Regions from separate parts of the Mus musculus genome. Here region 1 is linked to region 2. A link is a loop called in an ENCODE intact Hi-C map of the cell type or tissue named here. Cell type or tissue: heart. All regions are shown on one strand. Links, peaks and the distances in the headings refer to the core of each region. The heading gives the core; the rest is flanking DNA.

Evidence for each region. A loop is a pair of places that touch in the nucleus more often than their neighbours do. Peaks named below come from ENCODE experiments on the same cell type or tissue, not always from the same donor. Only the 100,000 strongest peaks of a DNase experiment are listed, where the experiment ranks them.
Region 1: it touches region 2 in a loop (4-fold over the local background); 3 of 42 quality-filtered maps call a loop at or near these places.

Annotation. Positions count from the first base shown.
Region 1 is chr9:29,746,413-29,757,114 of GRCm38, reverse strand. It overlaps a transcript of Ntm not described here. Among named protein-coding and RNA genes, the nearest start is that of Gm15521, 120 kb to the right of the region's middle. In heart, for the core only: a CTCF peak has its summit at 5,528 (motif pointing left); DNase peaks (open chromatin) are centred at 6,384 and 6,684; H3K4me3 peaks cover 825 bases; H3K27ac peaks cover 617 bases.
Region 2 is chr9:30,259,563-30,270,264 of GRCm38, reverse strand. No RefSeq gene overlaps it. Among named protein-coding and RNA genes, the nearest start is that of Gm26435, 27 kb to the left of the region's middle. In heart, for the core only: a CTCF peak has its summit at 5,257 (motif pointing right); no DNase peak of the experiment used is centred there.

The DNA.
Region 1 (10,702 bases), core at 904-8,903, 510 kb after region 2:
GGTGACCAAGCTGAAAGTACAATCTTCTAACAGGCTGAAGGATAAAACTTTGTTATGCAGGATGGAAAAGAGGGAGTAAAACCTGCCTAAGACCAGAGACTCGAAGCTCTAGGGAAAAACAAAAACCAAAACCCTTTCATTCTCAATGAGGTCAACACAAACCAAAGAAGGATGGATTCTCTTGGGAAAGTGTATGGGTCTCATCAACTTGGATAAGAAGGTTTGGGGTATCCCAGAATTACTTAAAGAGCTAGGCTAGAAAGGAGTCTCCAAATTCTCCCAACATGATAGCCTATATTTCTATGAAAACTGCCATGAAACAGTTGAGCAAGCCCCAGGATTTTGGCTGTCTTTCTAACGGATCAATGCCATCTTTGGAATGTCTCCCTGGGTACCAGCTTACTCTGCTGTCCTTGTAGAGCTCATCCCTGGGAAACAAGCAGTGGTTCTCTGAGAGGTGAACCATTCAGGAAATAGAGACTGGCTCTATAAAGTACCTGGAGGGTCCCATCGGGAGGCTAGTGATGGAGCTGAGCAGTAAGCCATCAGTCGATTGGCAGCCATAAAGGAATGTGAGAGCTAATCGCCTGCCATCTGTCTTCATTTTGCTAACCCCCTCTATTGGAAGCCATGAGCAGCTCACTTTCTATATTTATAAACATCCCCAATCAGTCATTTCTCTGCCCGCTGTCACATATTTGTGGCATTAATGCTGGCTGTTTTTATCACAGATTGGACTTCATTTCAGGCATAACTCTCATATACTGTGGTTCTGAGATCTTTATAGCCATATTACAGTCTATGGCTGAGTTGTGATTACACATCAGGACTTTGAGGCCATAGATGGTGATTTGGCCCACTCCCACCCACCTGCCACCCTGCCCTCAGAGGGCAGCTGTAGATCATGTTATGGACAGAGAAAAATGGGATCTGAACGGCACAGCATAAAGGCTTGGACACCTTTATTCAGGATCCAGTGGGAGGAGGGTGGGTGGGTGGGTGGGTGGGGTAGGTTAGGGCTGATCGGCAGGGCTAATAACTCATAAGATGACTGCTTTCAAAAAAACTGCCCCACCAGAGGGGAAAAAGTGGCTGAGAGCACAAGGATCAGCAGGAGACTATGTGGTTGAATTGACTTCCTGATCGCCTCTGGATCACAAGGCTGACAATAAGCAATGGCTTTCTTTATCTTAAGTCTGAAATTCAGGAACATAAGTGGAGTTTTCTTTCCTTCAGGCTTGTCACATTCATTAATATGACTGCTCTTCTTATAGAGTTGGGAGGAAAAAGGATCCCATTTCTTTGTCCTTAGTGATTGGGTTCATGAACCTTTTACACTCTAGAAACTACAATCACAGGAGACATAGAAATTCTCTAATGAAGTCATGGAGGCTGTCAGAAGGTGAGAGATGGGGTTCTTCTTGATGCGTGGGTATACAAAAATCAGGGGTGGATAGGAACTTTTATATGCTGTATGTCCTAGTCACTGCTAAAGAGAATGGAATTTGAGACACATCACAATCATATTCAGAAAAAGAATGCCTTTTCATTCTGGCCACCCTTTGTCAATCTTCTAGGCTGGATCTTGTTTTCACTCATCCCCATCATCCCAAGAGCATACTCCCTCTCCCATGTGTCTGTTTGCACAGATCCCAGGTCTCAGCAGCTAGCACTCTGCAGTCTCCTCCCCCATACTGTTTGTCTTCACCCCTGTCCTCTTCTTTATCCATAATGTAGACACTGATCTTTCCCTCCAGCCCCCAAGAGCAAGACCATAATGCGACTGAAATTTTCAAGGAACAGGCAGACAGACATTCAATAAGTGTCAAATACTTGTCATTTTCTTTCTTTCTTTCTTTCTTTCTTTCTTTCTTTCTTTCTTTCTTTCTTTCTTTCTTTCTTTCTTTCTTTCTTTTTGAAAAAGTGACCCAATTTCTACTTCAGCTTGATTCTGTGGTACTTAGCACTAGAGACTCCATTTTGCTGGAGCCAGTCCCAAAAAGTGGCCACTATAAGCCTTCTTTCCTGTTAGGTACCCAAGGGATGCTTCCAAGCCTACACTTCATCCAAAGCCCCAACCAGGTCCTTACTTTCCCTGCTTATTCTCTGGATAAGCTGTTTCCCCTAAACACCCTAAGCCCCCAGGCATGCTCTCTGTCTCAAAGGAAAACATACTGATGCTGTTCTGTGGAGGCCTTTCATACTGGGGATTTCAAAATCTCCCTCTGGGAGCTGAGTTGCATCTCCTTGGAAGTGCGGCCAAGAGACTGTGATCTGTCACTGTGCAAATGGAGGTGAGTGAGAGGTCCCAACCCTCTCTAACTCCCAAAGAACCTATTGCAGCAAAGGGTAAGCCCTGTAACTCAGCCCCACAGTGAAGCAGCTTGACTACTTCTAAAGCCACACCCCTGCCTGTGTTCTCTACTCTGAGATCTTTTCTAAATGAACAACACTAATAGCCTTGCAAAGGGAACTATGGACAAGAATGGACACTGACTGGCACCCTGCAGGAAGTGAGAAACATGGCAGAAAGTGTCTAGCTCTCCTCACTTCTCATTGGTCTCTGCCTCCAGAATGCTAACTATATGTAAATGAACCCCTCAGATTTTTATAGAATCTAGCAGTAGCACTTCTAAATTTAAGGAAGATAGTGCTAAAGTTAACTTCATAGTTAAGCCTTGCACTTGCCTGAATTTTAAATTGTACCTATTAGGTTTTTGTTTTTTGTTTGTTTGTTTGTCTTTTGCTTTGTTCTGTTCTGCTTTGTTATTTTTTTTTATTCTGGATAATCCTGTCTCGTTTGAGCATAGGAATCATATATATATATGATTATATATATGATATATATATATATATATATATATATATATATATATATATATATAATTTTTTACTCAATGATTGACCAATGGTGAATGATCTCAAAGCACTTAGGATGCTTAGGATGGAGCCTCTCAGCTACATAGTTCATGCTCTGTGATTTATCCATGACATTACCGTCAGCCCCTGTTTGACCTCATGGAGGCCTTCTGAGCACAGTGTCTTAGGTGATTTCTAGTGTGTAGACATCATAATGGAACCATGCAAACTAAGGTGGCTAAGACCCCAGGAGGCCAACAATCTTCTGATACCACCGTCACATATGTAATCCATCTCTGTCCTGGTTTGCTGCCTCTTGCTGTTATAACAAACTGATCCAAACCAACTTGTGGAGGGAAGACTTTATTTCAGTTTACAGGTTGTAGTCCATCCTTAAGAGGGAAGACAGGGAGGAGCTCAAGCAAGAACCTGGAGACAGGAATTGAGGCAAAGACAGTGACAAAGCATTGCTTACTAGCTTGATTGCTTTCGCTTGTTCAGTTACTATTTTTACCCAGTCCCTGCCCACAGGCCTAGGGATAGCACTACCCATAGTGGGCTGGGCTGTCCTATATCAACTGATAATTAGCAAAAATGCACCACAGACATGGCCACTGACAATCTGACAGAGTCAATTCCTTAGGTGTGTCAAATTGACAGCCAAAATTAGCTGTCACAATCTTTGACCACAGTGTGTATTTATAATTATCATTGGTACATTCCCCTTATCTACTAGAAGATAACCTCTTCTCTGACTTAATGAGTCCGGGGGTAATGCACATAACATTAGAGTTAAGCTTCTCTCTCTCTCTCTCTCTCTCTCTCTCTCTCTCTCTCTCTCTCTGTGTGTGTGTGTGTGTGTGTGTGTGTGTGTGTGTGACACGTCATGATCTTCAACTCTCTCCTTTCCCAGGTTTTATTATGCTGTCTGAGAGTTCCTTTTAACCAGGATCTTAAGGAAATTCAGTAGGATAGTTTCCTTAGGGACAATGGCTCCAAATGGAGCTGGATAGGTTGATGTCAGTGCCTCCCCTTTACATGTGGAGTCCAGTCTGCCTTGCTCCCTTTGATGATCCAGTGCATCACTAACCTGTTTCCACAGTGCCTGGGAAGTTATATTCGAAGCTGGTCTCTGAGCCCTTAGTTCCAACAGAAGGGATTATGTTCTTGGGTTTTCCAATTGGATTAGGACTCCTATGCGGAATGCCATCCTGCTGGCCCTGGGAAGAAGAGAAGTCTGTCTCATCTCTCTGTACCTAGAATTTAAATAGTTTCAGAGAAGTTTCAAGCCCCTTAGCGGTAACTCAGCACCTTATATTCCCTAATACATCACACAGATGTCCCATTATCTAATTGTAAAATCCTTGTAGCAAATAGATATTAAAACAGTAAATCTAAGGTATCTTTTTCATGCTGTATTAAGGCAAAATATCTGTTAGCACTGTGTTAACACAAGACAATATACTGCCCTCACCTGCTATTTTTCATACGCCTCCAGAAAAAGAACCCTAGTGATTGCACAAATCGGGGAAGTGCGTTGTCCGTCCTTTCAGACTCACGGCCTTCCACAGATCAAAGAACATTTTTTAAAAAAATTTTAATTAGTTACCAGACCAAGTGGCCTAGGAAGTGTAAATTCATATCTGCTAAACCCAGATGGAGACTCAAAAAGAGAGGAAGCAGTGCCTTCGCATCACAGAACATTTTCCAGGCAGAAACTTGCTGAATCCTTGCATGGGCTCAGAACTAAGTAACAAGCCATTTATCCTAAATTGCATAAGGGTTGTTTCTGCCCTGTGGTTCTCCATAGACAAACCCTGTGAAGTCTTTCATCTCCACTCTAGAATCAATTACTCCTTTGTCCCTAAAGTCTCCAACTAGGATATGTGATATGAGCACCTACTATGTGCACATCTTTCTAACAATGTAGATGCCCCTTGCTGTGGGGGCTCATTTTAGTCACAAGTGATTAGTTTTCTTAGATCCAGAAAAGTACCATGGTGGATGATGCTCTATCAGAGCTCAAACCACACAGGCCAGGTACCTTTCCAAGAGGCTATCGTCCTTCATCCTCACGGGATGCCTGAAATAGCAAGTAGTGTTAAAACCTCTTCAGACTGGGTTTTGGTTATGGATACATATCTGTGAAGTTTAACTGACATATGTGTCATAGTATGAGATTAACAGTAACTAACAGTACAATACAATGATATACACAAAGCTGGAGCAATGGCTCAGTGGGTGAGAGTATTTGTTGCTTTTGCACGGGGCCTCAATTCTGTTCTCAGCAGCCCTGTTCCCAGGCACCTGTAACTCCAGCTCTAGGGCACTGGTTATTTTCTTCTTCCTTCTGCTGGAACCTGCACTCATGTGCACATCCCTACATTCAGACATCATGATTACGATGAAATAAATCTTTTAAGAGACACTAAAACCCCTGTCATCCTGGAGTGGAAAGTATGTGAATATGGTTTCTTGTATGTGCCTGTGCAGATGTGACTAGCTGAAAAGCTAACACCCTCACTTTCTTGTGATGGTGGTGATGACAAGCCACAAGAGGTAAAGCTTCAGGAAGCAAAGCTGGGGGTGAGGGCAGGCTATTGTACACTGGGGTTAGTGGAAGTAAAAAGGCCAAGGCTTAACTGGCTACAAATCCTTTGTGCTGACACCTGCTGGAGAGAAGTGGAGCTCATGTCTCCAGGTGGCTGCCCTATGATTTTCTTGAGGACTTATGAAGCAGCCAATCACATAAAACCACTTGCAACCATTCCCAATACCTGTGATGTCTTGAAAAGTGATCTGGTCAGCACCTAGTTTTTTTATGACCGCTACCCACCCAGCCAGCACTTTCTAATAATACTCTGCCTTTAGCCCCCAGGATCGCATAGCAATCTACAAAGATTAATTAGAAGTGCTTTTCAGTGCTCCTTCTTGGTAGAGACAAGAATGGAAGCTACTAAAAGGGAAGTAAATTAGCCTCCCTGAGGGTTGGAAGGGAGGGTTCTGCCTGAGGGCACCTCTGGTTCAAGCCAGGGCTGTATTTGAAAACCAAAACTCTTGAGACCTGGGAACCAACAGAGAAACAATGTCATCAGATACTCCAAAAGGATTTAAGTGTAAGAAAATAAGGAGGCTGCCTGTGTTTATTCTTTTACTTGAAAAATGATGTAAACACCCAAATTTGTTACTATCTCCTTCCACGCGATTCCTGGCAAGATGCCCAAGATTAACTGACGTTTTGAGAGATTCCAGTATCCACACCATAACAGGCCCTTGCACTCTGCTCTTCCCTTAACCAGAATCTGCACCCCCATTCCTGAGAAGCTTGAGGGGCTCACAGGGGTAAAGGCAACCGTTGGATGCCTGTCTGTTTGGAAGCCGCCCTAAGCCTGGTGCTTGGTTCCTTCGGCAAAGAACCTGGAGTGGTGGGAGAGAAAGGCGGCATCGGGCCATTGAGGAAGTGCAGCTGCAGAGTGCCAAGGGGGAGGGGCCGGAGCTTCAGTGACGCTCTGTTTTATTCTTGCAACCAAGGCACAAATTAAAGCAAAATTAGAGACTTTCTTCAGGCATTGGATGACGGGAGGAGAAGGAAGATGGGGAAGCAGAGCTTTTAAGGACAGCGATTTGAGAACATCCGAGACAAATCAAGCTGGTGGCTGACTCTCTTCTTTTTTTTTTTATTGTGGAGTACTTACTGACTTTCCTTTTGGATTCCGGAGGGCTTCCCTTCCCCCCTATCTTTCCCTTTTTGCACCACGTACATGTAAATGTGATTGAGGAGTCTCTCGCCAGATCTGCTGCCTCGGCAGCCTTCCTGCCAGCTGGCCAGGCTGGGGAACCACGCTGGAGGCTGGCTGTGATGGACTACTTCCACAGGCTGCCTGGGGGGAAGTTTGCATCCGGAGGGGCTCCAGAGACCCTCTTGGCGGTTGAATAGCCGAAGGAAAAAAAGGCGAAGATGGAGGACCCTTTCAGCAGACCCCAAACCTCTTCTCTTGGCCCTCAGAAGACGTCCAAAATACCCCCACCATTTCGCCTGGCTAGACATTGGCCGCTGTTGTCAGTGTCCCATTCCCTGAAGAATTTCTGATGCTCAAAGTCCAGGTAGATCTAGAAAGCTATGCTCCACACCCTCCTTTCTCTTTCCAGCTAGGCTGTGCCAGTAAAACTCCAAGAGAATCTTATGCAGTGCTTACCCCCTCTAGACTACTGTAGCTGGTAGACAGCCCTAGTGTTTCTGGACTCAGCTTCGGTCTGTGTTTGTCTCCTGCACCTGTCTCCTTCCCACCTTGCCCTCAGATCGTATCCATTTCTTTATATTTTTTTTCTTACCGTCTTTCCTTTTCTCTTATGATGTACCAGACCCTATCTTCAGTAATTTGACTTCCCAAAGAGTCTGTGGAGCAAGCTCACAAACTCTTAGGGAACCTAACCTTGCCTGTTACTGACTGGTAACCTGTCTTTAATGTTCAAAGAGATTATATTTTCTCACAGGAATTTGGGGGAACTTAGGGGTCATCATTGGTATAGGTGATTGGCAGATGTTCACCAGGATATCTTAGGAGAGCTCTTAAGAACCTCCCCCTGACCCTAAGGATAATCACATCCTAACCCCCTCCCAATAAGCAGGTAGTATGTTTATTGGCTCAATTATAACTGATAGCGTAAAAACAGCAAAAACAGTTCTCATCTGAAAGAGGTAGTTTATTATAGAGCCAAATAGCCCCAAAACACAGATTCAGGGGTACTCAAAATTCGATGTTTTGGCATGGCAACAGTTTCAATAAATTTCCTTGCTGCAAAACCAAAGAACAAAGACAGCCACAAATCAAGACACTTTTAAAAACTACATTGGTGGTCATAGGTTGCAGCAAAGCAGAGAAAGCGCTGCCATAGTTCTTGATGGTATATAATAAAGTTCTTAGCTCTCGGGTTGGTGGGATGTAGTTGAATGCTAAGTTAATGCATTTGAAAGGCCTCAGGTGATAGTCACTGAAATGTTAGGTCAGTTATAAATGTGGGCTCCTTAGAGGGCTAAAGATAGTCCAAGACACTTTTTAAGCAGATGCAATGCCTTCGTCATTCCAACCTCCCCGTAACCATTGACATTCTAATTCTTTAATCAGCCTTTGTAGAATGTGCCATGTAAGGAGAGACTGCTTTCCAGAATCTTCTATTTATTAAACAGAACATGGAAGAGCAGTGGGGTTCGAGTACCATGACGAAGGTAGAAGTAGATAATAGCTCTCATCTTAGGCAAGATTTCTCACTCTCCCTCACCTTGCTCACGGTGGATGAAACCAGTTGCAGGTGGTGCAGCATTCTTTAGAGATGATGAGAGACAAACACCTGCCACCAGTCACATGAGCCAGCTGGAACACATCTCCTCCCTTCTAGCTGAGCCCTCAGACAAGACCACAGTCCTGACCAAAACATTGCTGTAACTCCTCAGAAAGCTTAAGCCAGAAGTGCCCTGAGAGGCTGTCCCAGACTTCTGGCTCCAGAAGATGCTAAGTAACAGTGTCCTGTTTTGAGTTGAGGTATTGGTTGCACAGAAATAGATCAAGAAGGCAGTGAACACACAACCCCTGCCACCTTCTATCCAATTCTCATATTGTATTAAAGAAAAAGACTATGGAATCTCAAAGAGAAAACCTACAACAGCTGCTTAGCACCAAGAGACTCCTTTCAAAATATTTTTAAGTCTCTGGAAGGAAGAATCTACGTCACTATTTTCACACTGGCTACGTCCGACATAGCCCAACTTCAGTTCGTGAGAGAGGGCTCTGGAAATGAACTAACTCATCAAAGTAATTGAAGTGTCTTAAAAATAAGCAAATGATCAATTAGAAGCAATGGAGACAACAGAAGTACAAAGAAATGAGCAGTACCTTTCACAGTGCTGGCTGGCTCTTTCTGCTATTGTACATAATGAAAACCACTAAAAGTTCCCTGCCCACATTCCAGAACCAGGTTCCTCCCAGTCTTCAACGACTCAACACCATTGAACTCATTGAAGACCATACACGTCACTAAGTGCCAATCTGACATGTTTCCACCTTCACCATTGTCGAGTATTTTCCTTATTCCCATGTTCTACCCCCTATAAAACCTGCCATCACGACCTGGTCTGCTGATGCTTCTATCCCTGCTCAGAGGCAGCCTTTTTGCATCCCACTTCCCCAATAAATCTCTTGCAAGAAGTCTGTTGTTTGGTGTGATTTTGTCATTCCTTGGGCCCAATCACCAAGATATGCTTTGACTGCAAAACCCTTTCACCTGCAGTGTTCCAGAGAGGGGCCTGCTGCAGAGCTAGCTGACTATGGCTGCAGTGTTCCAGAGAGGGGCCTACTCCAGAGCTGGCTGTCTATGGCTTCAGTGATCCAGAGAAGGGCCTGCTGCAGAGCTGGCTGGCTGTGGCTGAAGTGTTCCAGAGAGAGACCTGCTGCAGAGATAGCTATGTCTGCATTTTTCCTTGGCTTACATTAACTACATTATTGCCATCCTCAGCTTCCTCCCATGAGAAAATTCTATTACTACCACGATTTTACAAACAGGACAACTAAATACACTTTCTAACTTTACATAACTACTTCAAAGTTTGCATTTTAACCACATTCTTCTGCACTGACATCTATTATGCCTAAGTTTTAAATGTCAACTTGCTGCAACCTAGGATTACCTGGGAAGGAAACTTGTATAGAAAATTACCTGTGAGCACACCTGTGTGGGGTTGTCTCCATTGAGGTGGGGTGGAAGACCCTCCCTGAATGTGGTACCATTTTGTGGGATAGACACTGACTGTGCTGCATGAGTAAAGAAAACTATCTTTGAGCAAGCAAGGGTCCATTTGTCTCTTTCTGTTGTAGACTCTGGATAGACTGTGTAGCTGCTGAAGTTTCTGCCTTGGCTTCCCCGACATGTGGGGCTGGAACCTGGAATTGTAAACCAAACTGAGCCCTCCCCTCAGTCGTGCTGCCTCATATCAGATTATGTGTCAGAGCCACAGAAATGAAACTGGAACTCCATCCCAGACGAAGTCAAGTTGTCAAACACAATCAGATCTCAGGAGTCATAAGTGCCTGTGGGTGGGGAAAAAGGTGATCATGTGTCGAGAAGTGAAGCTTCTGTTACTCTATTCATTTCTAAGTCCCACCCCTGAGTGTAACCTTACCAATCACATTTCAAACATACAAGAGCAAAACCTATTCATATATCATAGAGGCTCAATAACACAGGACTGTGCATTTGGCTGATTTTTTTCTTTCTAATACAAAGTCTGTCCTCAAACTCACTTGTAGTCCACACCTACAGTAAATCGCTGACCCTTCTACTACCACTTCCAAGGTGTTGAGATGGGAGGTGTGTGTCACTGAGCTGGACAGAGCTCTAATCATCCATGATTGTGCATCAGAAACTGTCTTAGGGTTTTTCTGCTGTGAACAGACACCATGACTAAGGCAACTCTTCTAAGAACAATATTTAATTGGGCCTGGCTTACAGGTTTAGAGCTTCAGCCCATTATCATCAAGGTAGGAGCATGGCAGCATCCAGGCAGGCATGGTTCAGGGGGAGCTGAGAGTTCTACATCTTCATCAATAGGCTATAAGAGAAATACTCACTTCCAGACAGCTAAGGTAAGGGTCTTAAACCTACACGCACAGTGACACACCTACTCCAACAAAGCCACACCTCCTAATAGTGCCACTCCCTGGGCCAAGCATATACCAACAATCATATTCCACTCCTTGGCCCCCATAGGCTTGTTCAAACACATGAGTTCATGGGGGTCATACCTAAACATACCATGATGCAAAATGCATTTAGTCCAACTTCCAAAGTC
Region 2 (10,702 bases), core at 1,849-9,848:
CAGTGGCCCAAGGGAAACATTACTTTTTGTCAGGCCATTCTAGGTTCCTAGAGAGAGTATTTCAACAAAAGGCTTCTGGCCTTGCCTTGTAAGGATCACTTACCTGGCACTGATGAACTCAAGCAACTCATAGAGTCAGCCCATGTCCAAAGAGAAGACACTACATGGTCCTGAGAAGGCAGTAGCATGATTCATAGGAACCAGCTTGGAAGATAAGCTCCCAATGATGATATAATATAGTTAACTACTGTCATGTTTGTCTCTGCTGTTCCTTTTATATGTGTCTTTGGAAGAATTTCACCCTGCCTTTATTAGCAAGAAGGAGATTTTAGGTCTACTATCAATCATGTTTGTATATATGCTGGAGTACCTGGATGAAATCACATTCATTCAGGGTCTGCCATTAGCCCACCTTCTCATTTAAGGAACTTTGTGCTGACATGACACAGGCCTGTGTTCTTTCTGCAACAGGTTGATGGATAATTTGATCAAGACTCCCAATTGCCATGAAATCTCTTTCCTAGGAGGCTTACGGAAGAATATGAGGTGATTTTGATGGTCACAATGATAATAATATGTTGTCACTAATATTTAATTGCATCTTGCAGTTTGTGGGAGCCTCTTATACAACAAAGAATTTTCCTGTCCAAAATTTCATTAACAGTCCTGTTGAGAACCACACTGAACACATAAAGATATGCCTTTCAAATTTGCAAATGTCACAACCTAATATGATTATGATAGGAGGGAACTGGCTCAATTGCACATTCTAGCAAAAAAGGAGATATTTTATTTTGATGAAACCTAACAAGAGCCAGCACCATGATGTGCCTGCCAAAAATGACCGTTATCTAAGTTATGTTAATGAAAACTTCACAGAAAGCTGTGTTAATAGACATTTTAGACTATTATATACTTTTCATGGTATTCTTAAACTTTCGGTATTTGATTTGAAAAGTGACATAACTTGGTCACTAGGAGGACAAAGGTCTAAAGATAATGTCATATGAACAAGAAACATGAAAGCTATCTTCAAATATTTGTATTCTCTTCTGGAAAGATTTGGTATAGCCTTTGATATCCTAGGAAACAGATTAGAATAAACAAGGGAAGTGTTTCTGAACAAACCAGGTAATTAGTTTTTGGGGAGGATTCTGTAGAACATAAGAGGTATGTATTCATGACTTCAGCATTTGAAGGCTAAGGCAAGAGGATCAAGAGTTTTAGACCAACCTACCTTACATAGGGAGACTATCTCAAGCATACCACACCACATCATACACACACACACACACACACACACACACACACACACAGAGAGAGAGAGAGAGAGAGAGAGAGAGAGAGAGAGAGAGAGAGTATCTTGGCTGGTGTGATAGACCTGCAGAGATTAAAAATAAATTGCATATATGAAGGGGCTCTTACTTGAAATGCTGCCTCTAGTTGGCCTTTCATCATCATTATTATTATTTATGATTCATGAACTCATTCAGGAACTATAGTGCTTGCCACTTTCCTAACAATTTCTCAGTTCTTAATACTTCACTGTAGTTTTTTTTTTTAACCCAAAGAAGTACCTTAAAACCACTAATATTTTGTTTGCTCAATCATAAAGCAAGAAATCACAGTGCCTGACATTTCTGTAATGGGATAGCTATGATAATCCAATTACACAACAGTTTAAACGGTAACATTTGTGAAAAGATGAGGAATTATTTATGTTGTTTTCCACAAACATTGTAAATAGTCAAGAAACATTTCTATTACTGTCTTATATTTGAGACAGTGTTTTAAAATTCTTTTAAAAGTTCATTCTAATGACTTGTAATTGTTTTCTGCTTCCTGATAAGGTGTGAAGGTCTCTAATGGCTGTCAACAGTGTCATGTGGAGTGATTTAATTAGCACTTACCATTCTCTTATTGGCTGGCCTATATTTGGTCCAACACAGAGTCCAACTTTTAAACCATGCAAAGGGACAAGAAGAGGTGAAAGAGAGTTACATTAGATAAGCTTTCACTTAAGTGATGTTTGTTTGGGGGAAAATGTCACCACATTATCATCCAATACACAGGCTACTGTATGGGCTTTGACCTCTCTTCTCTTACTTTGAGATGGCCCCACTTGTGGACCAGTTCAACCTTCCCCCATGCTTGTTATGAGATTCACCAGAAGGAGAAGGAAGACAGCAGCTGAAGCTGGCTTTTGTGGTTTATGAGACAAACTAAGTGGCCAAATCAGCTCAAGACCATCTACAAAGAGACAAAAGCTTCCGAACCACATCATTGTTCACTTAATGTTTAATTAAATCCGTTCCAGCAACTATGCTGGCTTTAGGTTGAATTTATCGTCAGCTAATGTTAGAGTTTTATGCAGTCTATCTACATTTTATGGCACATTGGGGTCTCTTGTATAATCAACACGTACAATACACTTATGCCCATTTTATGTGAGCTGGAGCACAATTTTACTATTTTAAATGATTATAGAAGTTTATAGTTAAGTGTCTGCTCTTACATCATGTTGTTAGTGACGTCTGTGATTTATCAGATGCCAAGTTCTTGATGTGGAACACAATTCTCAATTATAGCAATCTTCCTACAGCAAAAATGGTATCTGATTCTTTACAATTCACTCTCAAGGGTGAGATTTTCAGAAATGGAATTAGAAAATGAGGTAAATGAATGCATTTTCACTAGAGGGAAATTTTGTTTTCGTTTTAAAAATATATGTTTTATAGTATATATATGTATAGATACACAATATATATATCATACATATATGATAAATATGTGTATATATACACATGTGTGTATATGTATACTAAACATATACATATGGTTATATGTGTATATATACCCTAAACATATTATGTTTATATACGTTTAGTGTTTATATATATATATATGTATATATGTATATATGTATATATGTATATATGTATATATGTATATATGTATATATGTATATATGTTTAGTATATATAATATGTATGTTTATATATATGTTTAGTACACACACACACACGCACACACACACACACACACACATACACACAGAAGAGATTCCTTTGCAAGGCAACAACAAAACAGAATTCAGGACAGAAAGCATGACGATGTCATCACCCAGAGAATGAGCTTCGTTGGTTTCCATGTCCTATCAGGATGTTCTTTATCTTTTTCAAAGTGTTCCCCCCTCAAATAATAGAGCAGAAAGGAATTTTGTGAATCTCCTGCCCAATTCTACATTGATATAAAGGACTGCAGGGTTTAGGTTCTGTCTAGAGATCCTGCCCTGAGGCTATAGAATTTGGGAAGATGGGAACCAGATTGGAACCAGGATCCAAGTTCAAGTCCAAGATGACTGTTAACTGTGCACATCCTCTTGTCTGTGACAGGGAAACAGTTGTCAAAGCAAGCAGGAGAAACCATTGCTAATCTGATAGCAGTCCCTGCCTTAGAAATTTCTCCCAGTACCACTATGTAGGTGTTTTGTTTAGATTCTATGGTCTTCCAATCAAACTGATTAAAGTCTTGGGACTTCTAAACCTCTTCTTAGACAGTGAGTTGCCAGAAGGAAAAGAAACGTAATCGATACCCTTGATTCTAAGATCTGCCCCTTGTGAGGGCTACCTGCTTATTCTCTCTAAACCTCCTAAGCCCAAGGCCTCCCATGCCCAGATTATCGGTTACTATACACTTATTTATGCTCCATCAGCCAATATCCTTCAGCAACAGTAGCAGTGGCCTTGATTTGTTTTCTAGTTTTACAGCTGTGTTGCTGGGAGAGGTAGATGGAACATTTAATTTGGCATTAAATTCTATTCTGGGGCCTCGTCCCCTGTGGCAAAGGTGATGTGGATGGTTTGCATTTATGATTTTGCTCAGTTCGACTCGTTTTTATGCCCAGGGAAAGTTTTTGCTGGAGCTCTCTTGCTTTTCTTGTAGTTTGATTCCTGATTTCACATAAAGCTGTTCATAGGGCGAAACAGCTTTGTATCCGCTGTCTCTTTGTACCCGGGCTACCGCTCTCCATCAGAACTGTTGCCAACACCCCGCTTCCTGCATACACCTGCAGAGGGGGTAGAGCATTTAAATTTTGAGCAGAGTTCTATTCTTGAGGGATGTGGTCTGTGTCAGGCAGACAGAGTGGGGAGACTTGGCAGCCAATCTGCCTGCCAGGCGAAGAGATATGCCCTGCTCTGCCTCTGCTCTGCCTCTCCGTTTTGCATTATTCTTCTGATTTCAGAGTGCAAGTCACAGGAGAGGGTCTACTTACACGCACTCCCTTCTTTATCCTTGAGTCACCTTGGGCAGGGCCAGCAAACAACTTGTTTTGCACGTTAGCATGGCAGCATCACAATGCGTGGAAGATTGTGATCCTCTCCCACAGGGAGGCTTTGCTGAGCCTGGGGGATTGCTGAGTAGCTGCTGCCCCCCAAACCTGTCAGCAGCTCCCATCTTTCCAAGACCCAGCAGTTCAGAATATCATCCACATACAATAAACAGTTCACCCTCAATTTCTTCCCTCTACCCAAACACTGACCACATTAACCCTGTCATCTTTTTTGCTTGGCCTCTGTCTAGTCTTTTTCCTTTCAGTGTCTTTGGCTAGTGGTGTGTGTGTGTATGTGTGTGTGTGTGTGTGTGTGTGTGTTTAAACAAATGTCAGAAGGAGAAAACAATGAAACATCTTCTTGGGGGGCTTGGTGGAGAGCTTCTGGAATAATCTCAGGCTTCTCTTCCGACTGCTTGTTTTTTCTAAGGTTTTTCCTTTTTCTAAGGTTTTTCCATAGTGATTTTTTCCCCATGTAGGCTGATACCTATATGAAGTGAGCTGTCTGGTAGAACCAAGACCCCTTTCTTTCATCAGTCTTTTTTTTTTTTCTTTCTTTCTTTTTTTTTTTTTTTTTGCATTCGTGACAGCAAAGGAATAACAGGAAGAAGGAAACTGCAATTAAATTGCTAACCCTACAAAGGGCAGGAGGCCGCAGACAAAGTTAATTAAATTGCAGAAGAAGAAGAAAAAAGAAGAATGAAGAAACAAAACAACCCAGCAATTAGCACCCATGCAGCAATTACTTTTATAATTCCTCTGTTAACGGGTATTCAGGATTACAAGTATTTCAGGACACGAAGAAGCAAGCATTGCCTCTATTCTACACACAGAACTTTCCTGCTGGGTACTCAGGTTTTGTACCACTGAGTTAGAAACCCCAGTATCTCCAGGCTAAGACGTTGTGAAGGTACTCCCAGAGTCTACCACTAGGTGGAACCCGTGCAATGCATATGTCCAGCCCCCAGGGGCTTTGGGCAGCTGTGAAGCCTGAGTCTCTGGGCTGGAGGGCAGCACATGAAGAGAGTGGTACTTTGTTAGGAGACTCCATTTCCCCTCTAGTTAGAGTCCAGCCGCTATTGCTCCCGCGCGCGCACACACACACACACACACACACACACACACACACACACATTCATTAGAAGTCTAGTTGTGCCCCATTGGTTGCCTTTGTTACTTCAGGGCATCTCTGACGTTGCTGGGAACCTCCCATTTTGGGGTGATACTTTGCCTTTCTCCACTTTATACAATTAGCGGTCTAATTGCCTGCCCACACTGAGCCCATGTGTGCTACTAATTATGATTTATTTAAAAGCTCCACTTTGGCATTCTTTGTTCTCCACTTCCTGGTGTTGAAGGGCTAAGGGAGAGATTTAAGTAGAAACTCTTCTGAATAGGTTTTAATTTCTTCTATATTCTCTAGACTCTTTCTGCCAGGTTTAAAATCCAGATAACTTATGTATCCTAGCATCCTGCTCGTCACTTCTCTCTCCAGCAGCAAAAGGCACCAGGAGGGTGTGGCTGCAGTACCTGGAAGGAAGGAACGTCTAACATTTTAGTTTTCTATTAGTGTATTCAAGGTTAAACCCATACATGCAACTGCTTTCTGTAGATCTCTACCAAATTATACAGTGGCAGTCCTACTGTGTGCATCATGGAGCCCCAAATTAGACAGTGGCAGTCCTACTGTGTGTAGAATGGGACCCAGATGCTTAGCTCCAGACTTGCCCTCTCTGTTATTTTATGTTTTCTCAGGCCCAAACCTGACAATCTCACTCTCCCAGTTGTACTGGATTTGGTCAATTTCACTTCCGCCTACTTTTCTGCCCACCATGTTTTATTTACTACTGCTGCTGTTGTTTTTTTATAATCCTGCCATTCTCACCTAAAGTGTGGTGGCAGTCCTTACATTCTACGGATCCAGACTCCTCCTGTTCCATGTGCTATGGTCCTCACCAGTGTCAAAGCCTCAAAGACTTCAGGACACCTGGCCACACCCCTTCCTGACACATTCTGCTCCTGTTCCCCAGGGTCCTCACCTCCAGGAGGTGGTTTCTACCCCACCCAGATGTTCAGCCCCTCGGGCCATGCTGCCACCAGGTCACACAGAATAGAAAATTTTTCTTGTCTGAAAAAAACAAACATTTTTTTCCATGCTTAAACTTGACCTGACCCTGAAAGGTCTATAACACCCCCTCCCCAGTGTTACTAAAGCCTCAGGAAATATCTCTGCCAGAGCCCTTTACATGGGTCCTTGAACTCACCTTTTCTTGTAAGTTTCCCAATAGAAGTTGTAAGCTCCACAGTGCTAACATGGGCCATTCAATCCCTCTGATACCCCCAGGTGAAGAGACTGGCACTCTTTCTTTCTCCCCCCACCTCTCTCTCTCTCTCTCTCTCTCTCTCTCTCTCTCTGTTATTTGTGAAGGGATAGAAGATAGGAGGGAGGGAGAAAGGGAGGAAGAAGAAGAAGAAAAAGAAGAAGAAGAAGAAGAAGAAGAAGAAGAAGAAGAAGAAGAAGAAGAAGAAAAGAGAGAGAGAGAAAGAGAGAGAGAGAGAGAGGACTCTGAGGCTCACAGCAGGTCCCTCATTCTCTCCCCTTTAGTTAATTATTATCTAAATGAAGACCCGCAGGGCACATGGCATTTTGCTTGAAGCCTGGGGGAAGCTCCCTACAAAGTGAAATATTCATAAAGTATACAGATGCTATACATGGTAAATACATACCCTGAAGGTGAGGAGACATTTGATAAAGAGGCTCTGGGCAAAGCATAGGACTCCTAATCAGAGCAGAGCCTTGGATTCTAGGAATACCTAAACCAAGGCTGGCATGTTGTTTCGGCATGGGAAAGTGCTGTGCTGTCCTTAGAAAAGGCTACTCAGTTGTGGAGTGTGCCTCGACAATCTTCCCCAGGTCCTCCTCCTCTGCAGTATCTGGCTCATCTGCAGGGCTGGCTCACCTCTGCTAGCTCCATCGCCAAGTGGCAGCACAGAGACCCAGCTCCACAGCTTGACCAAGGGAAAGGCTTTTGGGTAATGGCCATTCTAGAGCTCTTTGAAGGAGGATGACACTTCATCAGCAATACAATATAGCTCCCATTCTTCCCAGGCCTTCTTTCTCATTGCCTTTTCACAGCTATCGACCTCTTGGCTATACATCATGCCCTAAACTCCATGAGTCGTTTTTAAGAAACCCAATCTCTGGTGGCGCTAATCTGTGACGGTTCTAAGTTGTTGTCTGAGGTAAATTATTTCCTGACTGACACTAGGATCTCTCTGGTGGAGTGGACTCCAGAAGCCTATGGCACAGAGTGGGCTCTAGCAGCTGACACCTACATCCTCACTGGCAGAAGGGGAAGGTGCTCGTAGGTACAGTGTAACAGGCATTTGAAAGGCAGAGGGAATGTTAGCTCCAAGGATAGCAGATTGGATGGCGGTTGCTAAGGGTTATTGACACTCTACAAGATGAAAATAAACAGCTGAGAGTAATGGGCCACTATAGCCAGGTGTAGATGCCAGAGGGCATCTTTAGTTGCAGACACAGAAACTCAAGTCTTTGAGTGGAAGCTGAGAACGAAGCCTGTACATGCCAGGTGGAGGAGGAAAGCCTCAGTGACTTGCTAACTGCTCCAAATAAGCAGCTGCTACTCCAAGGACTAGACCCTGATTACACATCCCTGGAATCCGGACTGACTGGTTAGGCTGGGGAAACAAGGATTAGAAGACCTGGGACTTGGATTTCTAGGGTGGGGGTATTCAAATGGGTATATAGGAGCAATTCTATATGAAGGTCTTTTGGATATGTGTTACTATCTACCCATCTTCGAGCTCCAGTGAAGAGGAAACTACTTCAAAGACAAAAGAATGACTCACCAAGGAGATAGTAGGGATAGACATAGGAATGGAATGACCACAGTGTCAAAGACGAAGTCATGCACCGAGCCAAACAATACAGGGTCCCACTTATGAAGGCTTACTTGTGTTACTGCTTTGTTCAACCTGGCAATAACCGAGACAAGTACTATGATTCCTTGAGGAGGGCACCTGGGCACTGGTGACACATTCACTCGTACTAGGTCCTTTCTATCCTGAAAGAGCCCAGTTTTCAATTTCAGACACACAATAAAGGTGTGAGTTTGATGGACACTCTGGTCTCAGTCAACACTTCTATCAGAATCGCACATTTCATTGTGATAACCCTGCAAACCCAGCTTATGGTGAAGGTGGGATGACCAAAGGAATCAGGCTCATGTCTCATTACTAGTCACTGAACTCCCGGAACACTGGCGCAAGCCACATGAATCTTGGAAGTACTTGTTTAGGCCACATTATGACAGGTGGGCTGATATCCTCAAAGATGTCATACATTCTCCCTTCAAAAACTTTCACATGGAGTGGGGACAAGACTGGTTTCACTAGGATAGGCCTTGTGGAAATAGAAAAATCTGTGCAACTCCAGGATCTGCAGGTTTAGAGGCCTTGGTATTATTGGTTTTGCTTTCACCTTGGACTATGGCTGAATTTCCACTGAATTATAAGCTGCGGTTGCAGCCTTAGTACCTTGGGCACCTTGTGTTAATGAATTAATGGACAAGAAGAGGAGTGCCCTCTTTAGTGTATGTAAATCATCCTGTAATTAGAAGGGGGTGGGCTGTCAAGAACAATGGGTCAGAAGGCAATATACATGGGATTAAGTATTGCTGCCCTGTCTAATTGAAACTGCAAATAGACAGGTCCAACAAGAAAACTCCCAAATGTCACATGTTCACCAGCAAAGCACAGAACCTTCTTGGATTAGAGTCATATCAGACTATGTCTTTGTGACTTAGAGAGAGGTGGTAACTAAAGACATCTACATTGGGTTGTGGAGTATAGTTATTATGAGACTCAGTTGCAAATCGAGACCAACACACCATGATTGTTCTAGCAGCCTCTGTGTCCTATGCTTCTCTAGAAGACAGGTTGACCAGACTTCTGAATGCTACATGAATTCAAATGGAGAAATGGGTCCAAGTGGCAAAGAGACCTATGCTAGCTACAGGAGATGCAGATGTATAACCCAGCTCCTCTTCAAGACAACATCATCCAAGTAATGAGATAAGCAACTTTCTGTTTCATCTCTAGGGCAGGTCTCAGTTGAAAGAGTAACCTCATCGGAATCATGTTACTTCTGACATAGTCTGTTTCATAACAAGAAAGAGACATCATAATGGACTCACGCTGACCATTTGTGTCCAACACAAGAGAGCGTGGCAGACAATTAGCTTAAGCTTTGTTGATCCTGTATCATAGATCTTTTTCTGTCCTTTCTTACCTCAATTACCCTTCTCTCATAGTTGCTGATCTTTTATGGACGTCTTATGCTCCGAGTTTTAGTATCCAATCTGCTTCTAGAACACCAGCGTGAGGCACTTCCTATTAGTATGAGCCTTTTTTGCCTCTGGTGTGGAAGCTTCCAGATTCAATGGCCAGCACTGAGACTCAGGAGAAGATAGCCTACTTTCTCCTTCATGGGCCACTTTCCAGCTCCTGCCCAGGATAGAAATCCTGGGTAGGAAATAGACTATCTTTAGTTTCAAAGTGAAACTCTCCTATTAATCTTGACCACACATCTGCTCTTTGCCACATATCCATTTCTTCTCATAGATTCACTGTGATCCTTTCAGGGAATTGAAATTCAATTCAGCGAAGGAGCTTTAATCTAGTGTTCCTGTGATTGGAGCAGAAAATAGGAGTGAAACTTCTGTTCAGGACCAGATGGATAATAACCAGGCAGCTTGGTGAGCAGAAAAGGTGGATCAATGTACATGTGGATCAATGTGCACGTTTGAAAATAACAGTCTGGGGAAAGTAATAATAAGAACCAAGGCAGACCAAGTGGATGTCCAAAAGCCACCGGACCACTTCTGTTGCTCCATCATCCAAAGTCTTAGATACTTCCCTGAGCAAACTTTTAGGTCTTAGTCAGATGAACTGACATACGGGCTCTGGATTGTCCAGGGTAATAGGGAGGTATCTGGTCTTACAACTCAGGGTGGCGAAGTAATGCTCTGTGAACTTTGATGGGAGATAAAAGTACTCAGTCTTTACTTCCTTTGGATTATTCATGCATAAAGTTGCACTGGTGGAGCAACCACAGCATTATGCTAGCATGACCTTGCACTCCCCTTTTGGATGTTTCCATTCTTTCTCCCCCATTCTTGTTTCTGAGGTCTCCTTTACCCCATTTCCCCATCAAGAGTCAACACAGGAACTCAGTTTTCCAGGGAACCTAGGATAAGCCAATAAATATTTATGGGGTTCTTGTTAAATGAGGATGCCGTTTATTTCCCCATTCTTCTTTCATACAAAACATCTCGACCATAGCCT